Regions from separate parts of the Homo sapiens genome. Here region 1 is linked to region 2. The links are chromatin loops, found by intact Hi-C in ENCODE. Cell type or tissue: ovary. All regions are shown on one strand. Each heading gives the region's core, and the rest is flanking DNA. Links, peaks and the distances in the headings are about the cores only.

Region 1 (15,221 bases), core at 3,154-11,153, 170 kb before region 2:
CATCCTCAAGAGAACAGACAATGCTCAGATGCCAGCCCCAACTGACACAGATGCCTACAGCAGCCGCGGTAACTGCTTTGCGAGTTGCACGCATACACAGCACACGCACACACACCTCAGAAAGGAGCATTAGATGAAATGAATAATAAACCTCACAGAGAGGTAGGAAAAAAAATAAACAAATGAGTATTTTTGAACTAAAAGAATAGAGTATCTGCAATTAAAATTGTACTGATGGACTCAATAGCAGAATGGAGACAAAGGAAAGCCAGCGAACGTGAAGACAGATAAATAGAAAATATCCACTCCGAAGAACGAAGATAAAGAGGAAAAACAAGAACAAGCATCACGGGCCAGCTGGGGTCGTATCGAAAGGCCCAGCACATACCTGGTTCCAGAAAGCAAGGAGGAGGTTGGGGCAGAAAGTTATTTGAAGGAATATTGGCTGAAACATCCCAAGTCTGGTGAAATACATAAATGTAAGCATTCAAGAAGCTCAGTGAACCCCAAAGAAGATAAACAGAAAGGAAAATAGACCCAGACATAGCATCATCAAATTGCTGAAAACTGAAGAAAACATCTGGAAAGCAGCTAGAGAAAAACAACACATTTCGTACACAAAAGCAGTGACTCCAGTGACTACAGAATTCTTGCCAGAAACCACGGCAGCCAGGAGACAGCAGAACGATGTCTTTAATGCATGAAAGGAAAGGTTTCTCCTTGCAAGGTGTTTGTTCATTTCTTCCAAGTTGTGGAATATATGGGCAGAAGATTGGACACCATCCCCCTCGACTCTTTTTTCCCATCTGTAGGGTCTGCGGTGATGTCCTTTTTAGCCTCCATGTTTGTAATGAGGGTCTCTTTGTTTTGGGGTCAGTCTGGCCAGCAGCTTATCAATTGTATTGATCTTTTCAAAGAATCAGCTTGGGTTTCATTTATTTTCTCTATTTTCTGTTTTTGTTTTTTGTTCAGCTGATTTCCACCCTGATCTTTATTACCTTCTACTTTCCGCATGCGTTTTGTAATTTATTTTTCCCTTACTAGTTTCTCCAGGTGAAAGCTCCTATCATAGTTGGCAAGGGTTTTCTGTAAAGGGCTAGAGAGTAAATATGTTTGGTTTTGTGAGCCACGTGGTGTCTGTTGCAACCACTCAACTGCTGTTGTAGCGTGAAAGCAGCAACAGAAAACACATAAAATACCAAGTTGTTCTCCAGCATAACTTTATTTTCAACAGCAAGAAGGGGCCAGACATGGCCGGTGGGCTGTAGCTTGCTGGCTCTTGGCTTAGAGTGATTTGTGATCTCTTCCTTTTTTATCGTTTCAGCAATTACTGCTGTAAAATCTATCCTAAACACCAGTCAATCTGCATCCCACAAATGTTGATATGTTGTTTTAATTTCCATTGAATTCAAAATAGTGTCTAATTACCTCTGCATTAACCCTGTGCTTCTGCGCTTTGACATCTGGGGTGACCCAGGAGGGGCTCCCCCTCCAAGGGCTTCCCAGCAAGATCACCCTTCATAAGCAAATCAAGGATTCCAGAGCCCACACCCCAACCGCTCCCCAACTGGGCCACACTCTGGGCCAACGTCCCCCTGCCCTAATCACCCCAGGGCCAGGAGCTACACCCAGACCAGCTGGCATTAATGCAACCAGCCAGTTCTCCACCTGTCCACCCCCTGGCCTGGTCCTTCCCACACCACGTTCCTCGCACCCTCTGCCTCCTGGCCTACCTGGTGCTTGCCCTGTGCCCCTTCACCGTGGTGATGCGGCCAGCTCTGTCCTCTTGGGACCCGTGACAAATCATCTTTTTGATGGTGGTTGTCTCCTGACCTGTGGGCCTCACCCTACCTGAATAACAATGAAAGTTACATTTTAAAAATACCAGGTCACCTCCTCTGTTGATATGTTGTTTTAATTAACAACTTCTAAACAACTCATGAGTTCTTTTGGTTTTTTTGAGATGGAGTCTTGCTCTGTCAGCCTGGCTGGAGTGCAGTGGCACAATCTCGGCTCACTGCAACCTCTGCCTCCTGGGTTCAAATGATTCTTGTGCCTCAGCCTCCCGAGTAGCTGGGATTACAGGTGTGGGCCACCATGACCAGCTAATTTTTGTATTTTTAGTAGAGACGGGATTTCACCATGTTGGTCAGGCTGGTCTCAAACTCCTAACCTCAAGTGATCTGCCTGCCTCAGCCTCCCAAAGTGCTGGGATTACAGGCGTGAGCCACGACGCCGGTCGCTCACGAGTTATTTAGAATTGAGTTGCTTAATGTTTCAGGATGTTCTGTATTGGGTTCTCCTTTCATTCTAATTCTGGGATAGTCAAGGAACACAAGTCTCAACAAATCTTGAGATTATTCTTACTTTGTTCTCTGCACGACTTGAGTCTTTTAAGATCTACTGAGACTTGTGCTGGGACCCAGCGCGGTCGGCCTTGGTCACTGCTCTGCGTGCCCTGGAGAAGCATGCACCGCTGCTGGGGTGCAGTGTCTGGCACGTGCCATGGTCCAGCTGGCCCCCGATGTTCTGTGGGGGCATTGCTCCCCAGCGTGTCCGGACAGGTTCTTGCTGAGCACCGGAACCCTGAACATCCAGGGAATGAGGCGTCAGACACAGTGGGGGAGCTCCAGCCAGCGAGCGCCTGCTCCCGCTCCGGGAAGCGCTCCTGGTCCATGGCATCACCGTCCTCAGGCGCAGTCAGGCCTGGGGATGTTTCCTGCCACCGGAAGTGCCCTGAAGGTGTCCTGGTGGCCGCCGTGTGAAGGGATGATGTGACTGTGCACCACAGTCCCCATTTCAGGAGCACGATTCACCCCGGGACGCGGTCCTGAGACCGTCCCACTCTTTAGGGGCTGTGGGGGATGGAGGAGGGGCTCATGAGAGTCACCCAGACCCACAGTTCACCCTGCATTTTCCCAGTGGTCCTGGGCAGGCCACACTCTCGGCCTCCAAGAACTCGCACCCCTCCCATGACAGAGGAGCCTGGGATCAGGGAGAGGGGATCGTGTGCTCGGGGGCACCAGCCCCATGAGAGGACCTGTGTGGGAGGTGTGTGGTCCTGGCACAGGGCCTGGAACTGCCAGGGCAAGGGAGGGGAAGGACACCCAGCACTACTCTGATGTGCAAACCCTAGAGCTGCCTCGTGGCCACCCCGGGAGGAGAAGGAGGGAGTGTGCAGGGCTGGAAGGGCTGACAGCGCTTTAGACACCGTAACTCCACATTTGTGTTTTTCATGCTTGGAGCTTCTGTAGGAAGATGGAGGTTGGCCAAAGTTTCAGTGACTAAAAGTGTGAAATTCATTTAAGTCCATCAAACTCAAACTTGTGCAGGCACCAGGCAGTCACCCTTGATGAAGGCAGCTGGCCAGGCATAAGGGACACAATCCGCAGAGCCAACGAGACCAGAAATGATGCTGGACCACAGAGCGCGTGGACAGTGAGGAGCGGTGAGGCCTGTGCAGAGGGCAGTAGCCAAGCCCAACACAGCTGAGTGCAGCCACGCACAGCCCAGCCACGCCACACCACGCCCAGTCACATCCAGCCCAACACAGCTGAGTGCAGCCATGCCCAGTCCAGCCACGCCACACCACACCCAGCCACACCCAGCCCAACATAGCCATGACCAACCACACCCAACCCAGCCCAGCCTAGCCACGCCCAGCCCAGCTCAGCCGTGTCCAGCCCAGCCACGCCCAACCCAACACAGCCACGCCCAGCCCTTGGAAGCCACACCCCACTCCCCACACCACACCTGAATACAGGCCTAGTGTTACCAGAACTTCTAATTTTCCAACAGAAATGTGCAATTGGGGTCATTATGTTCAGTTTCCCAGTTTTGAATATAGTTTCAACTATCTTGACCAGCTCTACTGAGGATTATTTGACACAATCAACTGCACATGTAAAAGTGATGATTTGGAAAGCTTCGACCTATGTGCACACCCACGAAACCCTTCCCATGGTCCACGGTGAACCTCGTCACCCACAGCATGTCCTCCTGCCTGTGTCCTCCCACCCCTGTCCCCAGGAACCACCGATGTCACTACAGACAACTGCATTTTGCAGAATTCCATATGAACGAAGTCACATGTATACACGCCTTCTTTCACGCAGCATAATTATTTTCACGTTTGATTTTGTCATGTGTTTCAAAATTCCACTCCTTTTTATTTCTGCGTTGTATGGATGCACCATGATTTGTTCATCCAATCACTTGTTGGTAGACATTTTGGTTTTTCCCCCAGGTTTTTGCTATCACAAATAAAACTGCTATGGACAGTCATGCATAAGTCCTTGTGTGAACGCGTTTTCATCCCTCTGGGAAGAATTCCTAGGAGTGGAACGGCTGAGTCTCTGGTAGGGGTGTGTCTAGCTTAAGAACCTGCAGGACAGTTTTACAGAGTGGCCGAACCATCTTCCATCCCCCCCAGCAGTGTACGGCAAACTTTCAACAGCACTGCACAGCCCTAAGACGCACATGCCTGTGGGTGCTGCCCAGCCGTGGCTGCCAGCTTGTCTCTGGTCCAGATCACTTCTTGTTCAACAGATGGGGAGGCCTAGGGAGACCACAGGCCATGCCAAAGGTCATGCAGCAGCTGTCAGCTGAGCAAGGCTGGCAGTGGCCCAGGCTGGTCATGCCCCCTCCATGCTGGCAACTGTCTCCACCAAGGCACACTCTGGTGGAAGCTGGAGGCAGGGGACACTACTCTAAGTGGAGTCATCTGAGAGATGCACCGACCACACCTCTTCTGTGTTTCTATCCCCGAGCTCCCAGGGGCCAGGACCACCTGCCCAGGGAGTGCTCATTGTGCCAAGAAGAACATGACCCAGCACAGGGTCACTGCAGGTCCCTAAGCAGAAGGGCTGGCCCGGGCAGGACCCCAAAGGCTCGGTAGCAAGGTGCTCCTCCCGAAAGCTGTGATTCCCGGAGTGATCCGGGCTCCGGGGTGGGACCTCCTGGTGCAGGGTCCTGAGCTTCGCCTATGCCAGGCTTTGGAAGCATCCTCTGAGGGCCCCTTCGGAAGGAGCATTGGGATGAATTAAACAGCAAGGCAGGGCTCGCCTAGTGCATGCTCTGCTGACAAATGCGGTCATTTTTCTCGATTCTGGGAAAGAAGGGATACGGACTTGTTTCGTCTTGCCATGTCTAGAACTCCTCTCGGAGTCTCCAGTTAGTAGGGAGAAGGGAGTGCCGTGGTCTCTGGGTCCTGCTGGCACGTGGAACCCAGTTCTGCAGGGTCTCACACCTGTCCTCTTCTTGTCACCCTCTCTGTCTTTCTCAGCAACTTTTCAGAAGCTTCAGAAGAAGGACGCCGGAGAATGCCCGCCCGGGACTCCGAGGTGCCCTGTGCTCATGGATTGGTCCTCCTGGCTCCATGAGTGTGAGTGAGTGTCTGCAGGTCCCTGGCACAAAAGCTGCAGTGCTGAGCAGGTGGCTAATGGCCCTGGCTGGGTGATTTTGGACAAGTCACCTTTGCCTCTCTGGCCTCCATTGTCCCTCTGTCAAACAGGCCCCACGACAGCAAGCGTTGGTTATTGTGTCTATGGTCAACATCCCACCTGCCTTTCTGGGCAGAGACGTTTGGGAGCAGTGGCTGTATCCCTGAGCACGTCGTAAGGGCACTTTCCTGCATGCCCTGGCTGGAGGGACCTGTTGCTGGGAAAACTCCCCAGAGTGTGAACCGGCGGCGGCTCCACCATCTGGGTGCCGTGGGCATGGTGCATGGCGGGAAGGAGGCCGGCACCACAGAAGGGTGGCAGCTGTCCCCGGAAGGCTCTCCCCTGAGGGCGCCCAGGGCTCCACCGCTAGCCAGCCATCTCCTTGCAGTAAGGCACGTTTCCTCCAGATCCTCTCGGAACTGCCGGGAGTGGCTGCCCCACCCGCCCAGCTCTCCCTGGGTCCTGCCAGGCAGGGAAGCGTGAACCGAGACGGGCTCGGGATGGCTCTCAGGCCCTCCCTGCTCTCAGCACCAAGGGAGGCACCCAGAGACTGATCTGTGGGGGCAACGGAGACTCCGGGTCCCCCCACCAGGATACGTCCCCTTTCTTTGCATCTGATGCTGACACACACATACGAGGAGCCCAGAGGCAGAAACGGGACTCAGAGCCTGACGCTGAGGCTGGTGTGTGGGGCTGCCTCTCCCAGTGCTGAGGCTGGCGTGTGGGGGCTTCCTCTCCCGACACTGAGGCTGGCGTGTGGGGCTGCTTCTCCCGACGCTGAGGCTGGCGTGTGGGGCTTCCTCTCCCGACGCTGAGGCTGGCGTGTGGGGCTTCCTCTCCCGACGCTGAGGCTGGTGTGTGGGGCGGCCTCTCCTGGTGCTGAGGCTGGCATGTGGGGCGGTCTCTCCCGACCTTGAGGCTGGCATGTGGGGCTTCCTCTCCCGACGCTGAGGCTGGCGTGTGGGGCTTCCTCTCCCAACCTTGAGGCTGGCATGTGGGGCTTCCTCTCCCGACGCTGAGGCTGGCATGTGGGGCGCCCTCTCCCGACCTTGAGGCTGGCATGTGGGGCTTCCTCTCCTGACCTTGAGGCTGGCATGTGGGGCTTCCTCTCCCGACGCTGAGGCTGGCGTGTGGGGCGGCCTCTCGGGAGCAGGCGGCCTCGGGGATCCTGGGGGTCAGCAGCCCCTCCACAGCTGCACCTCCCGGGACTGACCCTGCAGAACCCACCTCCCGCCAGCCCCTCCACAGCAGGACAGCACCCGCCTCCTTTTCCAAGGCCGCCTCGCCCAGTGGAGGCTGCAGCTCTACTGGGTGTGAGTCAGGAGGAAACGCTCGCAGCCAACACAGGCAGGACACGCCCACGTGACATCGGATCCCACGGGGAGGAGTCCACTGGGCAAATCTGAACAATGTGGGGGAAGATATTGATGAGATGTTAAACATAACCCATAGAAGAAGAATCTACAAGTCCGTACTGACGTAAATAAATAAACAGGCATTGGGGAGAGACAGCTTTTCCTTACCATAGAATTCCAACTCAGCCGCAGAATCCTGGTGGGAACCGTCATCAAAGTCAACGGGAGCAGACACCACCAAACCCCAGATCAAAGTCAGCATCGCCAGCAACGGGCACACGGACACCAGGAAACTCCATCAGCATTGCTTTTGCTGTATTCTTGACAAAATTGTACAGTTTAATTTTTTTTCTTTTTTCTTTCCTTTTTTTTTTTAGAGATGGGGTCTCACTGTGTTGCCCAGGCTAGAGTACAGTGGTGTGATCACAGCTCACTACAGCCTTCCGTGGCTGGGACTACAGGCACACACCACCACATCTGGCTTGTTTTTTTGTTGTTGTTCTTGTTTTACTGTTTACTTTGTAGAGATGGGGTGTAGCTATATTACCCAGTCTTGACTTCTGGCCTCAAGTGATCCTCCCACCTTGGCCTCCCAAAGTGTTGGGATTACAGATGTGAGCCACTGTGCCCAGCTGTATAAGTGGAATTTAATTATGAGGAAATCTACAGTGAATCCAAATTAAGGGATAGTCCACAAAATAACTGACAATATTCTTTAGAAGTGTCAATGTCATGAAAAAACAAAGACTGAGGATTCGTCCCAGATTGAGAGACTAAGGGGCCACGAGGACTAAACACAACATGGGACCCTGGACTAGGAAAGGGTGGTGAGTGGGACGGTCAGCAGGGGTGAGCGGGACGGTCAGCAGGGGTGAGTGGGATGGTCAGCAGGGCGTGCATGAGGGGTTTGCTGGGTGATCCTGTTGTATCAGTGGCCATTCTCTGATCATTGTACAATTGATCACTATCCTCAAAGCTAACTTTTTTTTTTTTTGAGACGGAGTTTCACTCTGCCACCCAGGCTGGAGTGCAGTGGCGCCATCTCAGCTCACTGCAGCCTCCGCCTCTTAGGTTCAAGTGATTCTCCTGTCTCAGCCTCCCAAGTAGCTGGGACTACAGGCACCTGCCACCACACTTGGGGAAATTTTTGTGTTTTTAATAGAAACGGGGTTTCACCATGTCGACCAGCCTGATCTCAAACTCCCGACCTCAGCTGATCCACCCACCTCGGTCTCCCAAAGTGCTGTGATGAGTGCCCGTGAGCCACCGCGCCCAGCCTCAAAGCTAACTTTTGGGGACGTTGGATGAAGAGTCCACAGGAACTTTTCTACTGTTTTTGCAACTTGTTAAAACCCTGTAATTACTTCAAAATGAAAAGTTAAAAAATGATCTTTTAAAAAAGAGTTAATACTTGCAGTATATAAAGGACTCTTGAAAATCAATGAGAAGATGAATGTCCTGTGGAGAGCACATGGGCCGCGATGCTCCGGGAAAGAATGGCACAGAGCACAAGAGAAACAGCTCACGGGCACCACTGATTAGAGAAATGCCAAGGCACTCAATGACGGCCAATGATGGCGTTTGAAAACATTAGACTGCAAACTAGTGTTTACACCGTAAGGGTGCTCTCGTGTTGCTGGGGAGAGGGGGACGAGCATAGCTCGCCTGCAGAGCAGTTTGGCAACTTATCAAAAGTCCAAGCTGTGACCTTTCTCTTTTTGACCCCTACGCTGGATGTCTCCACCCCAAAGCCCCCTCCCAGTTTGTACCTGGATACTGAACTGTAGGGACCCCCAGGACCTCTGGCTCTCAGCTGGTGCAGCCAAGGGGAGGCTGGGCAGGAGACCAGGTGGACGGCTCCCACCCAAAGGATGCCCCAGGTTGGGGGACAGGGCAGGACACCCCCTGATCTTGGAGGTAAAGTCATGTCTTACCCCAACCCCAAAGGTGCCCTACATGCCACCCATGGGGTGAGAGTAATATGGCAGCCACTGCCTGTCTCACTGATGTCCAGCCTGGACCATCTGAGGGGAGGGGAGGGAACTCAGGAAGCAGAGGTCGTGCTGCTCTCTGGATCCCCCCATCCTGTCTCCACCCCTGTGTCAGGGGGTTTCGGGTACCCTGGGGCCCTGACAGCCAATCCCACCAGGAGCAGGGCCATTTCCTGCCCATGAAACTCCTACTAGGACCTGTGGGACCCGAGGGTGACTAACAAAGCTGTCCCAGATAACACCACCATGGAAGGGGTTGGAGAGCAGGGCCGCCGCTTAGTCCAAAGGAACACAGACATCTGAAGGATGGATTCTAGGCTGTGTGGGCTCCGCGACCTGAAAGGCAGCGCATTGGATAGGCCTGATTCTGGTTCTGGTTAAAGGTGGAGAAGTCTCCCTGAGCCCAGGAGGCTGAGCGGATCACAGGGGCACCTTGAGAGGGAAGATCGATTTTTAGGGTATGGCCCAGCCTTCCCTCAGGGCTGAGCAGATCCACAGTTTTGAGAACACGGCTGAAAGGCGGGCACACACTCACACACGCATGCACACACACACCCCCATACATGCATGCACACACACACACATGCACGCACACACACCCATGCATGCACACACACACATGCACACACACCCATACATGCATGCACACACATGCATACACACACTCACACATGCACACACACGCATGCACACAACCCATACATGCATGCACACACCCATACATGCATGCACACACACACACCCATACACACACCCATACACACATGCGCACACACACCCATACACGCATGCACACCCACACACACCCATACATGCACGCACACACACACCCATACACGCATGCACACACTCACTGCCATGTGCACCATGAGGGCTCACTCTCCCCAGCCCCAGTGGGTGACCACATCCCCTGCCCCCTGAGCAGGATCCATGCCCCTTCCTCATGGCGAGGACCAGTGTCCTTTCTCCTTGGGGAGGATCACAACCCCATTCCCCTGGGGAGGATCACTCCCCTTCCCCCTGGGGAGCACCACCATCCCATCTGCTTTGAGCCCTGTGCGTCCAAAGCTCCTCCTCCCTGTGCAGGTGCCCATCACCCCTATTCCATCATTCCCATCCTCTCTGATGAAACCCAGACACCATTTCCACGTGCTCCTCCCAGGCACCTCCCACTAGAATGTGGGCCACCTGGGGGCAGTGGCCTCGTCTGTCTATTCTCTGAGCCCTCCTAGAGGCCAGGGCTGCCTATATCCTAGTGAGGAAACTGGGACACTAGGAGGCCAAGGTGAGTCCCAAGCACACAGTTGAGAGGGGTTGAGGGTGTCTGAACCCAGCCTCAGCAGACAGAGGGGCTGTGCTCCAGGCTGCCTGTGGACTGCTCACAGGGTGGAGTCTGCTGCCATGGGGTCCATGCCTGGCCCTGGGCAGGCATGGGGGCTGTCTGCACCAGCTGGGCTGCCCAGCTGCCAACTGGCCTGCGGACTCCACCAGAATGTGCCTCTCTGCCACCCAGCCCTGAAGTCAGCCCTCCCAGCTCACTCTCTGCAGGGCCACAGCGGGCAGACGGGGATGCCTGCATCTGAAGAGCACCTGGGGACGTGGTGGTCCCTGGCTCCAGAGGTGGGGGTGTTGCTGATCTTGGAGGGATCCTGAGGGCATCTCCTCAATAAGCCTGAGGCCAGGCCTGGGAGGCAGATAGAGACACTGTGGCCAGGGAAGAATGAAGTAACCCCCACACGCATTCCCAGCCTTTACTGCCATGGAAGAGCTCTGTTTAGAAACAAACACCACTCCTCCAACACAGCACCCACACACGCGTGCACACCCACACACACACAACCGTGAACACACACACACATGCACACCACTCTTCCAACACAACATACACACACACAACCGTGAACACACACACACACAGGCACACCACTCCTCCAACATGACACACACACGCACATGCAGACATGCACACATACACACACGTATGCAAATGCACACACACGTGCATATGCATGCGGGCAGACACACAAGCACACACGCACATATGTGGACACATGCACAAGCACTGTGCCCATGCTGGGTGCTGCTCCTCCTGGGGTGTGTCCCTCTCTGCCATGTGCATGGCCCCTGTGATGGAGCCGCTTCCACTGGGGCTCAGCTCTGGTGGGGGCCTGGGGCTGGTGCAGGTGCCTCTGTGGGCTTCCTCTGAGGGCCCCAGGATGCACCAAGGTCATAGCACAGAGCCCTCCTCATGTCCACCTGAGCCCCATCAAGACAGTGACGGTGGGGGCTGAAGTGGAGTTGGGCTCTCCCTGTAGCTCCCCCTCACCTCTCCCAGCGCTTCCCCCCAGCCCCCGTGTGGCCTCTCTGCCCAGCTTCCCAACATCCGCAGGGAGCTTCCCCAGCTTTTCTGAGTGGCAGGGCTGTGGGCTGCCCTCCTGCACCGGACCTTGCTTCAAATGCCGAATGCCACCAGTCCTGCAGAACCTAGATCCCAGCGGGGGCCTCGAGCACGTGCGCCTCGGGGTTCTGTGTGCAGTTGAGTTTGAGAAATGCCCTTGGAGGGTAAAGGATGGGACAGCAGGTCAGAAGGGGGTGGGGCGGCCTCTTCAGGGGTCTTCAGTATCTAAGGACAGCCACCTTCAGAGTGGTCACAGCCCAGAGCTCTGATGCACGCGGTGCAGGAAAGACAGCCACGTGGGTCTGGCTGCCAGTGTGCAATGCACTTGGGGACATGGGAACCCCAGCATGCAGGGGAAGAGGGGACGGGGTCCATGCCCCACACTTTGCTGACACCCCGGGCTGCTGCTCAGGGAACCAGAATGAGGGTCCTGCCCTGAGCTCCTGGGTGGGGAGACGTCACCCCTCCACATGCAGCCACCACACTCAGCCCCACAAGGGCCTGGGAGTGCCAGGCAGGGCACCCGCAGGATCAGGAGGCAGGGCCAGTGCGTGCAGGGAAAAGTGAGGGCATGCGGTCAGCAGGGGGTCAGCAGGTCCCTCCTCTCATTGGGGGACCCTCAGCAAGTCCCTGGGCCCCCAGGTCCTGGTTTCCACGGCTCTCCCCAAATCCATCAAGCAGAGGCGGCCACTCCGCCTACCTATGTCCTGCCTGCCCTTTGCCTGGCCTGAAGCCCGCCCTGCTCACTTCCTGTCTGGGTTGGCCTCTGCTGAATTATTCACCGGGCATTACTAGGGCAGGCCCTGCCGGAGGAGGCTGGGTGAGGCTCTCCTGGACCGCGTCCCATCCCTCCGCACTCCCTTAGTCATCTCTGGCTCCAGCTTGGAGATGGCTGCTAATGGAACCATGTGGCTGCCTCTCCCGTGGCTGCCACAGCCAGCCGGGACCCTCCCTCTCCCGCAGCCCCTCTCTCTGACTGGAGTCCTCATGCCCGCTGCCTGCTGGCTCTGGGGCCAGAGCTCCGTGGCACATGCGCTGTGTCCAGCAGTGCTTGGCACAGTGTTTGCAAACACAGACCCCAACCAGTCACCATGCTGATACCCAAACCCTGTCGTCAGTGGCATGAAACTGGGGGAGGTGGGGTGTGCTCCAAGACTCACCAGGCTCCAGCTGCTGACACTTTTGCTTTGCTTTCCCAAAAAGTGCTTCCCAGGGGCCAGCTTTGCTTTGGGCTTTGTGTGTACGTGTGTGTGTTTGTGCAAGTGGGTTTGCATTGGACCTGGAAGCGTGCATGCTTGTCTGCATGTGTTCACAGGCGTATGCATATGGGTGTGAGATGTGTACAAACACATTTCTGTTTGTGTATGCATGCGCTTGTGTGCACGTGTGTGTGCATCTGTGTACAACTGTGTCACATGTGCAGTACTTTACACCCAACACAGCTTCCACTGCCTTCTGACTCTTGTGCACGACCACACTCCCACATACCCACGTGTGCAGGCCCAGAAGATCAGGACTCGCAGTGCCGCAGGCCGGGGTCCGCCTCGTTGCTCCCAAACATGGTTTTTGGCTTGTCTTCGCTTGCCGCTTCCTGGCTTGTTCAGCCAGGGACCCTCTCCCCTGTATTAGGGTCCCCCCTAAATCTTTGATGCCAGTTCCTGTCGAGAGAAGGGCCCGTACATCCCCAGGTCTGTGCCAGCCCTGTCCTAACCCAGTTCCTGCTGGTAAAGCATAAGATGTCTCCCCCCGGACCTCCCCAGGCCAGGCCCTCAAACTTCAGCTGGCAGTGCACCGCCCCCCTTAAGTTCAGGCTGGCTTGGAAAAAAAGCGAGTAAAGGAGAAAGGCCGCCCACCCAGGGCATACCTCTGGGCTCCCAGCTCCAGGCCTCGGGGAAGACAGTGTGCCTGCCCCCTCGTGCCCTTGCCCTGCTGGGCAGACATTCGCTGTGGGTGCTGGGAAGCTTATGGGAGGAGCTGGCCTCTCCCCAGTGCGCCTCAGGTGGCAGGAGCTCACTGGTGGAAGTGCTGGGGAGGGGACTCCAGGCCGACTTGGAACACCCCGCTGAGGCTGAGGCTGAGCCTGTGAGGTCGGGACCACTGCACTCCCAGAGGGAGAGCTGCAGCTTCAGGGCCAGCTGCCTGAGCCCTCACCCCTACCATAGCCTCTGACCCTCTCCACCTCACACAGATACCTCTGGGCCTCCTGTCTGATCACCAAGGTTTTATTAAAAGAAACTTCATTTGGAAGCCCTGGGGAGCTGAGAGCTCTGCCGGGCGATCTTCCTCTGGCCTGTGAGTCAGGGTTTCCTTAAACAGAGCAGCTGAGAGGAAAGCCAGGTGGAGAGGAGACGCTGCAGCCTCTAGGCCTCCCCGGCACTGGGCCTCTCCTGGGAGGCAGCTCCAGGGGCTGCAGTGGAGGAACTTAGGGCCAGGGTGGGTCCTGTGTCTGATGCCTAGACAGAGGTCCGGGATCACCAGCCATAGCTGCTGCACAGGCCAGGGGTGGGCAGGTGCTGTGGTGGGGCTCAGCTCCTAGCCCTGTCCACGCCTCACCAGCCGCCCCAGGCACTCAATTATGTGGCAGATTTTCCTGATTTGGAGCCTTCTCCTGCCCTCAGATGGCCCCCGGCTACTGGCCATTTTCCCACAGGCTGAGTAATTCTCACGGGGATTTTATGGCTGGCATCGGCTGTCCACACATTTCTCTCCCCATTAGTGGTCAGAGGGACTCAAAGTCACAGGGACTCAGCCCCATCTGAACACGGGGCTTGTCCAGCACCCACCAAGATACCCCAGCAGAGGGCTGGGGTTTGAAGGGTTTGGCGAGTGTTGGAGCTGCCTGAGCCGGGGTCTGGAGACAGCCTGGTGGCCACACAGGTGTGGGCACTGCAGCAGGTTGTACTTCCCAGCTCCAGAGGGCCGGGCGCTGATCTCTAAGCAAGCTCACTCCAGTGACTGCCATGCTATAAACCCCACGACGCACTGGGGAGCTGAGAGTGTCCCATGAAAGGCCCCAGAAGATGGATTTGATTTGTTCATTCTTATTGGGAACCCTGATTCACAAACCCCGGCAGCTTTGAGGAAATTGGTTATTCATGCCCAGAATGAATCAGCAAAGCCTCCCCACGTCAGTCGCCGCCCGGGAAGCTGTCACCTCCATGGCCGCAGCACTCTCTGCCTTGGCAGGCAAGTGGCATAAAACACTGCCTTCAAAGTGATTCCCAGAACCAGGCCAGGCCAGCCCACTGCCTGCCTGGGATCCGTGCTTCCGGGAACAGGCACGGACCCCAGAATGGGACCAGCTGCAGGTCCAGAGAGCACACGGGCCCCCAGGAACACAGGAGCCCCTCAGCTGCTCTCCTTGGTGCTGAAAGAGCCTGGTGGCAGAGCTGCAGATACCTGCGGCAGAGACGGGGTCCCCACCCCGGCACCCCACAGGCCTCCTCAGTGCCTGCGCCCCCCACCCGAGGACATCTCTGGGTGTGAGTGTGTGGTGTGTGGGGCTGGCTAAGTGTTAGGACTTCACTCGCCCTGGAGAGACCCCCACCAAGAGGGGCAGGAGTTGGCACACTAATTCCCAGGGTTCTCAACACCCAGGGGGTCCCTCTGGATCTGAGCTCTGGTCCCCAAGTGGTCACCGGCTCCCTAACTTGCTCTCTGTCACCTTCCCTCCCCCGGGCCTTGTCTGCCTGTGCCCATGCTGCCCCGCAGCTGATGAACCCCAAAGCGGCCCACTCTGATCTTACACTCAGGAAACGTGGCTCGCTGGGCTGCAGCGTTCTAGGACATTCCGCTCTAGGAGGGGCTGGAGCAGAGCCCCGGGTGCTCCACATGCTCCTCTTTATCTCAGGGGCTTGTGCATCCAGCATATTCCAGTTATTCTTGAGAACTACAAGCAAGAAAGGAGGGAAGAGCCGGGCCTCCAGGGATCTGTTTTACAAGAGGGTCCTCAGGAAAATGACCCTCTTGCATGGCTCATGCAAGGAAAATGAAGCTGCGGTTGTTCAAAGTGGCCACCTGCCCCTCACTCACGCTA
Region 2 (15,221 bases), core at 3,897-11,896:
CTTACAGGCCTGTTGGGAAAAGGCCTGACCTACCTACAGTCATGGAGGGCTTCCCTGCAGAGGGGTGCTTGGATGCCCAAGAGCTGGCTGGGAGAGGGAGGGGAGCAGCCACAGGGGACTCCAGTCCGTTGGGGATCTGTGGGCCGGTCCAGGAGGGATCAGACCCTAAGGCTCTGAGGAGGCTGATGGCTGTCCTCACCTCGGTGGCAGATGAAGGTCTCAGGGAGGGGTCCACTCACCCCAGCCTGGGCCCCGTGTGCTGCTGTGTCCTATCTTTAGAGCAATCTGATGAGGCGGAGGCATAGGCAAACCCTTACAGGACAGAGGCCGGAGACGGGCACCATGCCCAGGTCTCCCTACCAGGCCCATTCTCCGGCCACACCTTGGGACCCTGGAGCCGATTCCACCCCACACTCTCACAGCCCCAAGAGTAAGGGACTCGCCTGCCTCACCCTAATCCTGTCTTTATATAAAACTTGGTTATTTGGTTCATTGTGAATTTTTCCCATTAATTTAGACTTCTTAAAAATACTACAGTGGCTGGGCGCGGTGGCTCACACCTGTAATCCCAACACTTTAGGAGGCCAAGGCAGGTAGATTACCTGAGGTCAGGAGTTCAAGACCAGCCTGACTAATATGGTGAAACGCCGTCTCTACTAAAAATACAAAAATTAGCTGGGCGTGGTAGCGCATGCCTATAGTCTTAGCTACTCCGGAGGCTGAGACAGGAGAATCACTTGAATCCTGGAGGCAGAGGTTGCAGTAAGCCGAGATCGTGCCACTGCACTCCAGCCTGGGCAACAAGAGCGAAACTCTGTCTCAAAAAAGTAAACGAAAGTTAAACTTAGGGTTACCATAAGCCCCATCAATTGCACTCCTAGATACACACCCAAGAGGACTGAGGACAAGTGTTCAACCAAAATCTCGCACACGCATGTTCACAGCAGGACTATTCACACCAGTGGAAATGTGAGACCACCAAGTGTCCGTCAGTTGATGACTGTGGTCCAGCCGTGCACTGGAATATTATTCAGCTTCAGCCAGGAACAGGAGCGAGACCCAGCTGAATCTTCGAAATATCGTGCTCAGAGAAACAGGCCAGACACGAAGAGCCAAATGCTGTTTGATTCTATTTTTATGAAATGTCCAGAATAAGCAAATCCATAGAGACAGTGACTGCTGCCAGGTACAAGGCTTTCTTGGAGGTGATGAAAATGTTTTGGAATCCGATCACGATGATGGCGGCACAAACTTGTGAATGTACGAATGACACGGAGCGGTTCACCTTAAGAGGGCTGACACTCAGGCAGGTGCTTACATAGAGAAGCATCCAGCAGGAAGCATGCTCACCCCAAGCAGCGGCTCACCTGGGGAGGGGATGAGACGCGACAATAAAAGGAGACTTTGGTCTTATTTGTCATGTTTAGTGCTTCGCAGGAGGGGGCAGGGGGCATCCTTGCAGTTCTTGTATTAGCAAAAAGTAATTTTTAAAAGAGGGTGCCTACGTTATCTTAAGTGAAACAACTCGGACAGAAAGACAAATACTGCAGGTTCTCACTCACAAGGCGAAGCTAAGTCACGTGTGCTCATGGAGCAGAGTGTGGACAGACGGACAACGGGGCCTCGCAGGGTGGAGGGAAGGGAGGATGGGTGGCTGCTCGGGGGTGCCGTGTGCATTGCACCCTCGACCGATGCACAGAAGGCCCTGACTTCACACAGTACAACGTCTCAATGCAGCATCATCGTACTTAAACCCCATGAAGCTATACAAATAAAAATCATGAGAACATAAAATAGGGTGACTAGCAGTGAGACCATGTGGAGGAAAGACGGGGGGCTTGATCCTTCCCCCCACCAAGAAAGCCTCCGCCCTCCCAAGTGCCCAGGCAGGGCCCACATCTGCACCCCTCCTGCCCAGTGCAGCCTGGCCCCATGGGCACACAGCACCCGCCATCAGGATGCCCCCCAGCCGGGCCAGCAAGGGCTTGTCTGCAGGGAGGGTGGGGATGGGCCCCGGTTGTCACAGAAGGCAGTCCCATTCCTGCAGGGCCGTGCTAATAGGTGACCCATTTATCTGGGGGCCAGGGCTGCAGGGCTGGCCTGACCTGGCCACTGCACTGGCCACCCCACCCTTTATCTATCGCTCCAGTAACACAAATACCAGGCAGCAGGGCCGGCTTTTAAAGGTGCGTTTTACAGCGAGATGCCTTTGAAGCTTATCTCCCACCCCTCCCAGCTCAGAGATAAAAGGCTGCCTCACCTCTGGGGTGGGGCATTGGGCCCCCATCTGGCCTAGGAAGCAGGTGTAGGGGGCCATGAAGAGCCCTCTTGGTCCCTCACCCCAGGCCCAGCAGCCCCAGCCCCTCAGGTGCAGGTGGGGGTGGCTGCCAGGGCTGGGAGGCCACACACACACTTGGGGCCTCATTCCTCAGCTGTATAATGGGGCGATGGAGCAGCCCCCACGCTGAAACCTGGCCACGGTTTGCCAGCAGCGTGTTGAGGCCTTGCTGCCTCATTCTGCAATGCTTCCTGCGAGCCCGGACGCCGGTGCCTGGGTGTCCATCACACCCCCCAGCTCCTGGCTGATCAGGATTCAACAGACATCGGCTGAATGAATGAACAGGTGAGTGGTACCAGGAGAGGAACCCCTTTCACCCTCATCAGCCCTGCAAGGGACAAGTAAACTGAGACTCAGACAGTGCCCTCTGTGTGCCCGATTCTCACAGCCAAAAGCCCCGTAAATGTGTGAGTCACGTTCTTGGCCATCCATGTGCCCAGAGCCTGGACAGGGCCTGGTGGGCAGCCAGGAAATGGGTCTTGGATGGTTGCATGAATGAACAAAGGGGCACACAAACCCACGGCTGCAGAAGGACGCCGACCTCCAGCGACATTCGACCTCCTCCTCCTCTCCCAGCCTTCCCTCCTTCTCTGCCCACAGTGCAGGTGCAGTGCCAGGGGGCCGACGATGTTGCCTGGAGTTCAGGGTAGGAGGCTGCTGGCCTGGGGTTGCCACCTTCTCCCTGGGGACCCAGCCACAGGCACAACCTGCACGGGCACCTCTGTCCTGTATCACCAAGGCCTGGACATGGCGGGGTGGGGTCCCTGGCCAATGAGCCAGGGCAGGCAGGCACGAAAACTGGCTCAGTCCAGGAGGTCGCTTGGCTTTGCTCAGGGAGGAACTCAAGGTCGAGCCGGTGGTGTTAGACAGCAGCTTTGATTGAAACAGCCATGCATGGCAGATGCAGAGGGACCCCTCCTTGTGAGGCAGGGCTCCCCACAGGCAGTGAGCCCAGAGCTCACATTCATACCTGGAGGCTGCAAGTTCAAAATCAAGGCACCAACTTGTTCCACGTCCGGAGAGGACTCACTTCCCGGTTCATAGACGGCACCATCTCGGGTCCTCACATGGTGGAAGGGGCAAGGGACCTCCCTGGAGCCGCTTGTAGAAGGACACTGATCCCCCAGCAGAGCTGCAGCCTCACGAACTTGCCATCTCCCAGAAGCCCCGCCTCCTAACATCATTGCCTGGGGCGTTAGGATTTCAACGAGAATCTGGGGTAGACACAAAAAACATCCAGACCACAGCACAAAGCAGCTACACATGTCCACGCACACATGTGCACACACACACGTGCAACACATGCACACACAGGCACACACATGTAAGACATGCACACACATTCGTATCCCCACACACACACACACACACACGTGCACACAGTCCCCACACAGGCACACACAAAACACACGCCAGCAGCAAGCAGACCCCACTCACAAAGGGCCCAGCCAGGAACAGGGAGGTGGCCGGAGGAGGGGCCTCCACGAAGTTCCCAGGCCAGCCAGAGCTGGAGTGGCCCATGCTGACCACAACCCCCTCCCAAGAGCCTGGTCCTGAGTGGGAGGGCATCGTGGGGCCAGAGATGACCCAGCCCTCATCCCAAACCCAGAGCTGGCCACCAGCCACCAGCAGGGGCCCTGCCAGGGAGCAGGAAGTCCGTCCTCCCCTCGCGGCAGCGGCTACAGGCCAGGCTCCCAGGCTTCCTCCTCTGAGCCCCGTGCATTCCTGGGGTACTCGGGTGCGCTGGGGATCATGGCCCCAAGGACTCGGGAACCCCCGCTCTGCTTCCGTGCAGAGCTAAGACAGGCTGAGGATGAGGCAGAGGCGGAGGTGGAGGCGGGGAGGAGGGAGTGGGGAGGGGTCGTGGGTAGGACACAGGGGGCAAGGCATGAGGGGGTCAGGGCTGTACCCCGCAGCCACAGTGTTGCTGTCCAGGGAACACACACGAGACCACAGTGTGAGGCTGCTCCAGCACCTGGGCCGTGCCACCCGGGGCCAGGCCAGCCCCCAGCCTATTTGCCCCCCTGGGCTCCACCTGGCCGGGGGCACCCAGCCTACCTGGAGACTGGAGAAGCCCACTCACAAGCACTCACAGACCCCGGGCAGACTGCGCAGACCAGAGGCCCAGCATGCGCCCAGTCCCCCTCAAGCAGAAGGCCTGCTTCCCCAGGCAGGGCGGGGCAGGCTGGGCGGGTCGCTTCCCATAGCAGCTGCTGGATTTCTGTCCACTGGGTTCTGGCAGGGACAGCTCTTGAGCTTATTATCCCCAATTTACAGACAGGGAAACCGAGGCCAGAAAGGGGACTGTCACCTACCTATGGTCAGCCCACGGTGAGCTGAGCTGTGAACAGCAGGAAGGACCACTCTGTGTCAGAGGCCCTACCACCTGTCCCGAGGTGGCGAGACAGCACATTTGCTCACTCCCACCTGCAGCCCCCGACCCAGGCACCCCTGCAAGCCCCCCACCCTTCCCCGCCCGGGCCCTCCGTGTCACAGGCACCAAACTGGATTCTCAGTGCTAACCAGCTTGGCTCCTGCAGCCCAGCCTCACAGTGATTATGAGGAAACAATCCCAACTCTATGTGGCTTCAGACCCAACCTGTCCGGCCACTTTCTGCGAGATGGCAGAACCCGCCTGGCGGCTCAGGGCAGTCTCTGCCTCCTTTCTGCTCCTGGCTGGGAGAATCGAAAACCTGTCAAGCGGGTTTGGCCAAAATCCTGTCTTGTTGCCTGTGCAGGTTCACAGCCCGCTCACTTCTCTCTCCCTGTGAAGAGCGTGGGGGACTCCGCGCAGAGGTCGACAGAGGTTGAGGCAGGGCCAGGAGCCATGTGAGTACCCGGGACCCCGGGGCCAGGCCACCCAAGTAGCCGGGTGAGCTGGGATCCCTGGCTGGGGTGCTCACCAGGGAGGCTGGAGGCCCAGCTTGGACTCCTGCGAGGAGAGCCGCGGGGGTGGGTGGGACTGGACGTCTTCCCTAAGGGGTGGCACAAGGCTGCTCCTGGTCCAGGGACCTAGCAACGGAGAGAGCTCAGTGGGCGTTCCTGGCAGGAGCTGGGTGCAAAGAGGCCAGGCCTAGTCTGGCACCAGGGCCCAGGAAGTGTCCATGGTCTGCTGAGGGGCTTGGGGCATCAGGGACAGGCTGGTGGCCTCGCCCTCCACCCTGGGCCTGTCCCGCCCCACCATCCAGGTTCACAAGAGGATAAGCGGGCGCAGCCACAGGGGTGAGGGTGGTGCAGGGGTGCAGCACCCGCAGCTGGGCACTGAGCAGGGGACTCCTCTGCCGCTGTGTCTGTGGGGAAGCAGCCACAAAGGCGGGCCTTGCTCAACCCCCTCCCCCACGGGCCAGGCCTCAGGGAGCCAGCCGGCAGGGCAGGAGAGCAGCCCGGCCCACCTCCACCTCCGGGAGGGAGTCAGGTTGCAGGGCTGCTGTGCCTGAGCTGCAGGGACACCTCGGCTGGCTCCTCTGTTTATGTGTACACACGAGTGCACGGGCGCACGCGCGTGTGGGGTACACGAGTGCATGTGCACACACAACATGCGTGTGCAGCTGTCCCGGGGGCCCTGCGGCGGTGTGTGCACAGGAGCCTGGGTCAGGGCTCACCACCAACATCTGTTCTACAGTCACAGAAACTGAGGCACGGCCAGACAAGCGACCTGGCCGAAGTCTCCATGGGAGAGGCTTTGCCCATTACCACAGAGGGTGGGAGGAGACTCTGAGGCCATGTCCAGGTCCAAATCTTGCTCCACCTGCTCATCTCTGATCTGCTTCAAGCCTCAGTGTCCAAACCTGTAGAATGAGACAATCAGCACTTCCTCCAAGGCCAGGTGGGCCCCGGCCACATGCATGTGCCCAACCTAGCTATGCAGTGGGTGTTCCACAGGGGCAGCCAGGAGGTGGACAGGGGCAGGGGAATCCCTTGGGGAGAAGCGGGTCAAGGTGCAGAGGGCACCACTCTGAGCTTGGCTTCCTCAGCAAAGCTGCAGGATGGTTTCAGTGCCCATGCAAGTGGGAAAAAGCCTGGTGTGGTGCTTGACACAGAACAGTATGTGATCAACAGCAGCCACTGCCACTGCCACTGCTAATGCCACTGCCACTGCCGCTGCCGCTGCTTCCACTGCCACTGTCACCACTGCCACTGCTACTGCTACCACTGCCACTGCCACTGCTAATGCCACTGCCACTGCCGCTGCCGCTGCTACTTCCACTGCCACTGTCACCACTGCCACTGCTACTGCTACCACTGCCACTGCCACTGCTAATGCCACTGCCGCTGCCACTGCCACTGCCACTCCCACTGCCACTGCTACTGCCACTGCCACTGCTATGCCACTCCCACTGCCACTGCTACTGCTACTGTCACTGCCACTGCTATGCCACTGCCACTGCTATGCCACTGCCACTGCCACTGCTACTGCTGTGGCCATCACCGTTGCTCCTGGATAGGTGGGCAGTCAGTCAGATGGACATACAGACAGCCCAGGCCTCAGAGACGGAGGGTACCAGTGTCCAGCTCCGCACTCCTGCCCCAAAGAGCCTGCTGGGGGTCGGTGGCTGGGGTGGAGAGCAGCCGGCCTGGCAGACGTCCTTGGAGCACTGGTGCCCAGGCGGCTTCTCTGGTTGAGTGCCCTCGGAGAGGCGGGGAGCCCAGTGATGCCCCGGATGCCTCCTGCTCAGACAGCAGAGGAGCTCAGGGGGCCCGGCCTCCCAGAGGACAGGGTAAGAACAGGCATCACTGTGGGTTTTGGCACTCGGCCGGACAATGTCCAGTCCTGCCAGGGCCACAGCTGGGCCTGTGATTCCCTGGCCTGTGTGTGGGAGGCAGGTGGCATCTCCCCTGGGTGTAGCCACAGAGATGCCGTGAGCCCATTGGAGTCCGTAGTGAGCAGCCGTCCAAGGATGAGTGTCATCACCGTCAGAAGCCGGACCTCTGCCCTGAGCGTGGGGAGGGCTGCGTCCTCCTGCACAAGGCCTTTGTGGCAATGAGACTTGACCTTGTCCAAGCACAGAGGGTCCTGCCGTCAGCACTGCTGGACACCTGGGGTCCCACATGAGGGAGGCGCAGGTCATGAGGGAGGCGCAGGTGAATCGGGGTCTCCCTCGGCTGCTCACTGAGCGCTCCTGTCTACGGAGCTCCTGGCCACACAGGCATTACCTGTGAGGAGCTTCTAAGCAGCCTGATACAGGGGCAGGGGTGCTGTCACCCCCAGGTGAGGAAACAGGCTCAGAGAGGAAAAGCAACTTGCCCAAGGCCGCATAGAGAGCAGAGATGGGTCCGAGAGCCCCACCAGGGCTGCTGACTGGGAAGCCCACACCTTTACCCTCCGCCCAGACTGACTCTCCAGCCAGCACCCTTCAGGAATGCGACCCCTGCCCCGCCCCAGCCAGCTCAGCGGGTGGGGGGGGTGCACCCTCTCTGCTGGGGCTCTGAGAATGCGTGAGGTAGGATTAACAACAGCAAACCTCTGCCCCCTCTGAGTGGCCACTCCAGAGTGCCCTGGGAGAGTGGGTGGAGACCCTAGGAGGGCAGGTGCAGGCTCTGGGGGGCCTTTAGAGGGAGGTGGGAGTCCTGAGGGACAGGCAGGGCCCACAGTGCATGTCCATTCCCTGGATGAGGACATGAGGTGGAAGGTGGTCTGCCAGCCTCAGGCTCCCCATGGAGGGCTCTCCTGGGCCCTGTCCGGGGGATAAGAGGCACCCGTTTACTGGATGGGCTCTGTTCCGTTCTGGTGAGAGCAGCACGTCGCCCCTTGGTTTTAAGGAGCAGTCCCCCGAAGGCAAAGGTGCTGGCACCAGTAGCACCTCACTGCAGGAGGCGGAGCTGCCGGCCTGGGTTAGCTGAAGCCCAGCCCGGCTCTCACTAGCTTTGACCGTGGGCAAGACGCCACCTCTGGGTCGTGTTCTCAGTGGCAAAATGGAGCAGAGGGCAAGGCATGGTGGGGTGAGAGTGGTGTCGAGGGGGACAGACATGCGCCCCTCACACCTGCCCCCCCCACGGCCCAGCTGCAAGCAGCAGGTGGGACAGCGGCTCACTAGCCTGCCCTCCCCTTCCCCCACTCCTTCCAGGGGGCTCAGCACCCACAGAGACCCTCCAGCCTGGACTCCCGAGTGGGAGGGTCTGGGAGTGGGAGGAGTGGCTGAGGGTGACCCTGGACCAGAGCTCAGCTCTCTCACCCCAGCCCTGTGAAGCCCCCCATGAGCCTCAGCCCAGCCCCTCCCCGCCCCGGTAGGCTTGCTCCCCCATCACAGCCCCACTGCAGCCCCCACCCAGGCCTGGAGGAGACCCTCCTTCCGAGTTCCCCCAGCCCCAGCACCCCTAGCTGCCCTTGGCAAGCCCAACAAACCCAGAGAAGGCTGACTCGGGAAGAAAAAGCCAGCCCCACTGACCCCGCTGCTGACCCCTGGCTCAAGGCTGCGGGTGCGGGTCTGGGTGAATTTCTACAATCCTGGTTCATTTCTTCTCCCCAAAAGCACCAAGGCTTGCAACTTCCCTCCACCTCCCATCCCTTCCCCGGAGCTCTCCAGCACTCTAGGAGTGCTGCAGGTGGTTTCGGGCACAGAAAGGATCCTGTGAGTGGGAGGCACAGCAGAGGCTCCGTCCCAGCCTCTGCACCACAGTGACTTCACTGGGAAGGAAGCCCACCTCTCGTGTGGACCCCAGAGACCTCTCCCAGGCCCGCAGGCACCATGGGCTCCCTTGGGCGGCTCCTTTATGGGCGTCGGCCCAGCCCACATGGCAGATGCTGGGGGCCAGGGAAGAGTGGCCTGTTGGGCGGGTCTGGGGGGAGTTTCAGGAGCTGCAGCTCCGCCCCCTCCTGGCCCTCCTCAGCTGCTTGAGCCCAGGGAGGCCCCGGCTCTGACATCTTCCTCCCAGGGGCCCCCTTGGCCAGGAAAAGCCAGTGCAGCTGGGTGCACCAGAGCCATGGGGAGGACGCCCCAGTCCACACAGGCAGAGCATGCAGACCCACAGCCCCAGGAGCTGGGCACAACCCAGATCCCACTTCCCACTGGGTGACTGAGACGGGAGGCTTGATCTGTTTGAGCCTCAGTTTCCCCATCTGGAGCGAGGTCTTCGTGGTGTGGTCAAGATTCCGTGGGCTGTCAGGAAGGTCTCAGTGTGTACGGAGTTCGGGAAACAGGGTCAGAACCACTGATGCTGGCCACGTGACCTGCTTCCGGCAGGCTCCATGCTGTCCCCACCTCTGGAGCTCAGCGTCCTGTTGGTCCCCTTCACCAGCAAAGACATCCCTCCCAGCCTCCCACCAGGAAAGCCCCAAGTCTCCCTAGTCCCAGGATCCCTCACCCACCCAACACAGAGCCGCCAACTGTCACCCCCACTCCCTCCGAGGGTGGCTGGAGGCCCCAAAGCCCAGGCGGGTCTGTGGACTGAGCCTCTGCAGCCCAGCATCCTGGTGCTCCGCCCTCCATGCAGCCCCACTAGCCCTGTCAGGGGCCCCTGGGGACGCTGCAGCCACCCCCGAACACAGGCCACACTCTGTCCCACACCCCTTGCTGCCCCACCAGGCTCGGCACTAATGCTTGATCACAGGTGCAAGGGCTCGGCAAGAGTTAGGACACCCTCCTTCCAAGTGGCTCCAGTCACCATCCCCACCCCGGTCCCCATCCCCACCCCGGTCCCCATCCCCACCCCGGGCCCCATCCCCACTCCGGGCCCCATCCCCACCCCAGTCCCCGTCCCCACCCCAGTCGCCATCCCCACCCCAGTCCCCGTCCCCACCCCAGGCCCCATGGCCTCTCTCGGGGTCCCAAGGCCTCTCTCGGGGTCCAAGGCCTGCCACCCTCAGTTAGAGGCACCCCAGCCCCACCCCCAAAGACGCCCACCACCTGACTTCCAGGGCCCCAGGGCAAGTGCCTCTTTCTGTGTTCAATGCACCCTCAAGCCTGGCTTGGGTGGTTTGGCCACGCTGGGATGGGCATGGGGCTGGGCGGCCACCATATTCCACCCGTCATGGGATGGGGTTAGGCGGTCCTGTTCGGGACGGTTCTGTAGAATGATGTTGCACACAGGACCCTCACGTGGGCGTCTCCAGGCTGACCTTTGAGAACCCAGATGCAGCCATGGCTGTTCCGCTCTGTGATCCACTTGGGCTGGGCTGGCCGTGGCGAGGCCTTGGGCATGGCCTCCAGCTGCGAGCCCGAAGTTGGATTTTGAGCAGAGCGGTGCACATCTGAGCAGAGACCAGAGCTTCCCAGGGATGGCCACCATGGAGAGTGGTCCTGGAAGAGATGGGGGGAGGCAGGGGGTTCAGGGAAGGTTGAGCAGGAGGCCAGGCAGGGAGGAGGCCGACACAGTTGTTCAGGTGACGCACCAGTGGTTCCACAGTAGGTTGGGTATGCACACACACAGCACACACACATGCACACTGGCTTGGGCACGCACACACAGAGCAAAAACAGATGCACACACATGGCACACACACATGCACACTGGCTCGGGTGTGCACACACAGCAAACACACATGCACACTGGCTCAGGCATGCACACACATGGCACACACCCGCACACTAGCTCGGGTATGCACACACATGGCACACACACATGCACACTGCCTATCATGCACACATGCCACACACATGCACACTGGCTTGAGCATGCACACACAGCACATACACATGCACACTGGCTCTGGCACACACACATGCACACTGCCTATCATGCACACATGCCACACACATGCACACTGGCTCAGGCGTGCACACACATGGCATACACACATGCACACTGACTTGGGTGTGCACACACATGCACACTGGCTATCACACACACACAGCACACACATGCACACTGACTTGGGCATGCACACACACGGCACACACACATGCACACTGGCAATCACGCATACACGGCACACACACGCACACTCACGCACACTGACTTGGGTGTGCACACACATGGCACACACACATGCACACTGGCTCAGGTGTGCACACACATGGGACACACACTGGCTCGGGCGTGCACACACATGGCACACACACACGCACACTGGCTATCATGCACACACACGGCACACACATGCACACTGGCTCGGGCGTGCACACACACGGCAAACACACACACTCCCCCACCCGACCGCGTGAAGCACAAGCCACCCGGTGAAGAAGTCTGAACTGCAGCGGTTTGTGTGCCACAAACACTGGCTTGCAGAGGCCCAGCCACTTGACCGGTATCCCAACCTCCCAGGCCTGGAGGCCAATCTGTGGGAGGAGGGGGAAGGGTCAGGGGAGGACAGACAGACAGTCACAGCGCCCCCAGGCTCACTCCGCCCAGCCCTGCCTGGGAGCTCTCCAGGCCACTGGGAATTTGGAAAGGTCTGGGAGGGTTTGACGATGAGTGCTCCAGCCCAGGTCCCCAGGCCCAGCCTGCAAAGGCCCCACGGCCCCTTAATTCTGGCCTTAGTCCGTGAGACCACAAGATACCCACTGCCTACCAAGGACCTCCTGAGACCTGTGGGTAGGGGAGGCAGGCAGGGAGGGAGGGGGCCTGTGACCTCTTCAGAGTGGCTCCTACCTCTTCCTGGAACCTTCCAGCATCTGCGTGTGGGAGCCGCTTCCGGGCAGAGGGGGCTGCTGTGGCTGTGTGTGTTTCCGTGTACCTGCAACTGCATGTGTAGCTGTGTCTCTATGTCTGCACAGCTTTGTTGTCAGCATGTGTCTGCGTATACCCATGTCTATGTGTCTCTGTGTGTTGTGTGTGGGCATCCCTGTCTGTGTACATATGTGTTGTATGTGTGTAACTCTGGGTGTGTGCCTGTGTGTTGTGTGTATACATGCTGTGTGGTGTGTCTGTCTTTGTGCATGTGTGTTATGTGTGTACATGCTCTGTGTGTGTCTTTTGCATATATGTGCATGTGTGTTGTGTGCACATGCTATCTGTGTGTGTGTGTGTGTGTGTGTGTGTGTGTGTGTGTGTGTGTGCCTGTGGGACAGGATTGAAGCTGCCACGGCATTGGAGGGGGACAGAGATCCCAGGAGGGAACTGAGTACAGGGCTCTGGTGAGAGGGAAGGAGGTGCTGTGACAGTGGTGTTGGGGCCGGGGTGTGGACAGTGGCATGGTAGGGTCTGTGGGGCTCTTACTGGTGAGGTCTGACTCCCAGCTTCACAGCTGGGCAGGTGCCACCAGCACCATCCAGCTCTTGCCAGGCTTCCCTGTCCCTCCATTGAGGTGCCAGGGGAAGGGCTTATGTGGGGACAGGCCAGGCACTGATGGGCTGGATACCTGGGGAGAACGGGGTGGCTCAGAGGTGCCGGCACTCACCCCAGATGCTCCCTGGCCCCTCCAGCCCCTCCCGCACGGCAGCCAGCACCCTGCCCTCTGGCCCCCGGCCACATACGTGTGGGAGGAAGCCACACAATGTACTATCTCTGTGCCTGCCCGTGGGGTTCGGGAGCCTCCAGGCCACCTCCCATGAGTAGCCCCTACAGCATGGCATGGGGTCTGCTCCATACAGACACAAGGAGCCCCAATCCTCTCCTGGACTCCACAGCCCACAAGCCCTTCCTGAGCGGATCCCTGTCCCCTCTTCCTCCTCTTCAGGATGGACACAGAGGGGCAGTAGAGGCTGCAGGCGTCTCCACAACCCCAGCGCAGAGGGGCCCGGGCCAGGGCCACAGGGAGCCATGGAGAGCTTCATGGAGTCGCTGAACAGGCTGAAGGAGATCCACGAGAAGGAAGTCCTGGGTGAGGGGCCAGGGACAGATGCCAGGCTAGGGAGGGGTCTCCACAGCCCTCACCTAAGGGTCGGAGCAGGCCACTGTGCACCCATGATCACCTCCAATTCCCACCAAGTCAGGGAATGGACCCCGTCTTTTTGGCCCAGGCAGGGGAGTCCTGACCCAAGGCCCAGAGCTACAACGTGGCAGACACCCTGCCTGGGCCCGAGTGCTGACCTCAAGCGGGGATGTCCTCGAGCCACTCCCAGAGTGTGACCCCGAGGGGGAGGGGCACTTTCAAGGGTTGCCACCAACACCTCATGGCCACCTGCCACCCGCAGGCCCCATGCTGCCCATGCTTTGTTCTCCCGTGGGCCGGCCTCCAGCGTGGCAGAAAGAAGTACCCACCCTGGCCGGCCTGCTGAGCTCACCAGGGCAGAGACAGCCACTTCCAGAAACAGGAGCTTATGGCTCTCTGGACCCATCCAGAACATGTCAAGGCACTGAGCTGCAACTCTTCTCTTCCTTCTAGGACACGCCCCAGGCCCCACCCCTGTCCACTTCCCCCACGAGGGACAGGGCCGCAGCCCCCACACCACCCCCAGTCCAGTCCCAGGGCCAGCACCTCCCCGTGGTCTTTCCACTGAGCACCCACACCCACCTGGAGGTCCAAGGACCCGGCTGCCTCCTAGGCAACCCAGAGAGGTGGGGCTGCTGGGGCTAGCCAGGCCCAGGTTGGATCCCCAAGATACGGCAAGGAGAGGGTCTGGTGGGGTCCGCCCCAGAAGCTTATCTTATTTCAACACTAGCTATGACACACACACACACACAAAATGGCCCCTCGGTCCCTCTACCTTTCACAGGTGGCTGGTCACTTGTGGCACCAGGGTCCCTGCTCACCCCCAGACACCCCCAGACAGATGCCGGAGGCAGAGACCCCAGGGGAAGCAACAGATGCTAGGCCGAGACCACCGAGCCTCAGGCAGCCCCGTGCCTGGGCACAGACAGGGGCTCACCTGGCAGGGCTCCCCCAGGGGGTGCAGGGGACAGGAGTGCCACATTGCAGCTCTGCCCAGACCCCGTGGTGGGGACACTGAAGGTGAAGCAGCAGCTGGGCCTGACCCCCCGCCCCTCTGCTTGCTCCCCCAGGCCTGCAGAACAAGCTTCTGGAACTGAACTCAGAGAGGTGCCGGTGAGTCAGGCCAAGCAGGGCCCCTCCTCACAGGGACCACACTGGCCACTTCATCCCCCTGAAGCCCCAGTGTGCCAGCACTACCACCGTCCTATGGTGCAGAAGGGAAACTGAGGCTCAGTGTGGGGGCGGGGGGAGTCACTTGTCCAAGGTCACACGGTGAGCAGGCAGCGAAGCCAGCACTTGAACCCAGTTGCGTCGGCCTCCCAGGGGCGGGGCAAGCCCCCTACTCGGGGCTTCTCCCACCCCAGGATCATGATCAGAATATCAACAATACGTTCACGGTGAGCTGGGGTCATGTCTGGTCAGACACTGGCGGGCGGGCAGGCTCCCTGCGTTCTGGCTTATAGACCCGGCTATGGTCCTGCCTGTGCTGTGGCACTAAAGTGGTGCGTGGACAGGACAGACGTCACAGAGGAGCGTGCAGATGACAGGGGGGGCGGTGTGTGGACAGGACAGACGTCACAGAGGAGCGTGCAGATGACTGGGGGGGCGTTGCGTGGACAGGACAGACGTCACAGAGGAGCGTGCAGATGACTGGGGGGGCGTTGCGTGGACAGGACAGACGTGACAGAGGAGCGTGCAGATGACTGGGGGGGCGTTGCGTGGACAGGACAGACGTCACAGAGGAGCGTGCAGATGACCGGGGGGGTGGTGTGTGGACAGGACAGACGTCACAGAGGAGCGTGCAGATGACTGGGGGGGCGTTGCGTGGACAGGACAGACATCACAGAGGAGCGTGCAGATGACTGGGGGGGGTGCGTGGACGGGACAGACGTCACAGAGGAGCGTGCAGATGACTGGGGGGGGTGGTGCGTGGACGGAACAGACGTCACAGAGGAGCGTGCAGATGACTGGGGGGGCGTTGCGTGGACGGGACAGACGTCACAGAGGAGCGTGCAGATGACTGGGGGGGCTGCGTGGACGGGACAGACGTCACAGAGGAGCGTGCAGATGACTGGGAGGGGGGCACCGGGTTAGGCGTTGCCCCCAGACCAAGGCTGCAGGTGCCGAATC

Evidence for each region. Peaks named below come from ENCODE experiments on the same cell type or tissue, not always from the same donor. Only the 100,000 strongest peaks of a DNase experiment are listed, where the experiment ranks them.
Region 1: a loop joins it to region 2, with 2.0 times the contacts of the local background. A loop is called at or near these places in 5 of 110 quality-filtered maps.

Annotation. Positions count from the first base shown.
Region 1 is chr20:62,587,282-62,602,502 of GRCh38, reverse strand. LINC02970 (long intergenic non-protein coding RNA 2970) reads left to right here. Exons shown (of 2, transcript NR_184037.1): 2 at 5,285-8,238. Among named protein-coding and RNA genes, the nearest start is that of LINC02970, 8.5 kb to the left of the region's middle. RefSeq lists enhancers at 9,733-10,233, 10,234-10,734, 13,166-13,673. In ovary, for the core only: no CTCF peak of the experiment used is centred there; a DNase peak (open chromatin) is centred at 6,770.
Region 2 is chr20:62,417,406-62,432,626 of GRCh38, reverse strand. It overlaps RBBP8NL (RBBP8 N-terminal like), which reads left to right and starts at 5,088. Exons shown (of 14, transcript NM_080833.3): 1 at 5,088-5,167; 2 at 12,897-13,040; 3 at 14,162-14,204. The coding sequence starts at 12,980. It overlaps LOC105372710 (a long non-coding RNA gene), which reads right to left and starts at 4,797. Exons shown (of 4, transcript NR_187662.1): 1 at 4,654-4,797; 2 at 3,309-3,552; 3 at 1,563-1,763; 4 at 1,118-1,367. RefSeq lists a silencer at 5,580-5,874 and enhancers at 5,489-6,248, 8,827-9,618. In ovary, for the core only: no CTCF peak of the experiment used is centred there; no DNase peak of the experiment used is centred there.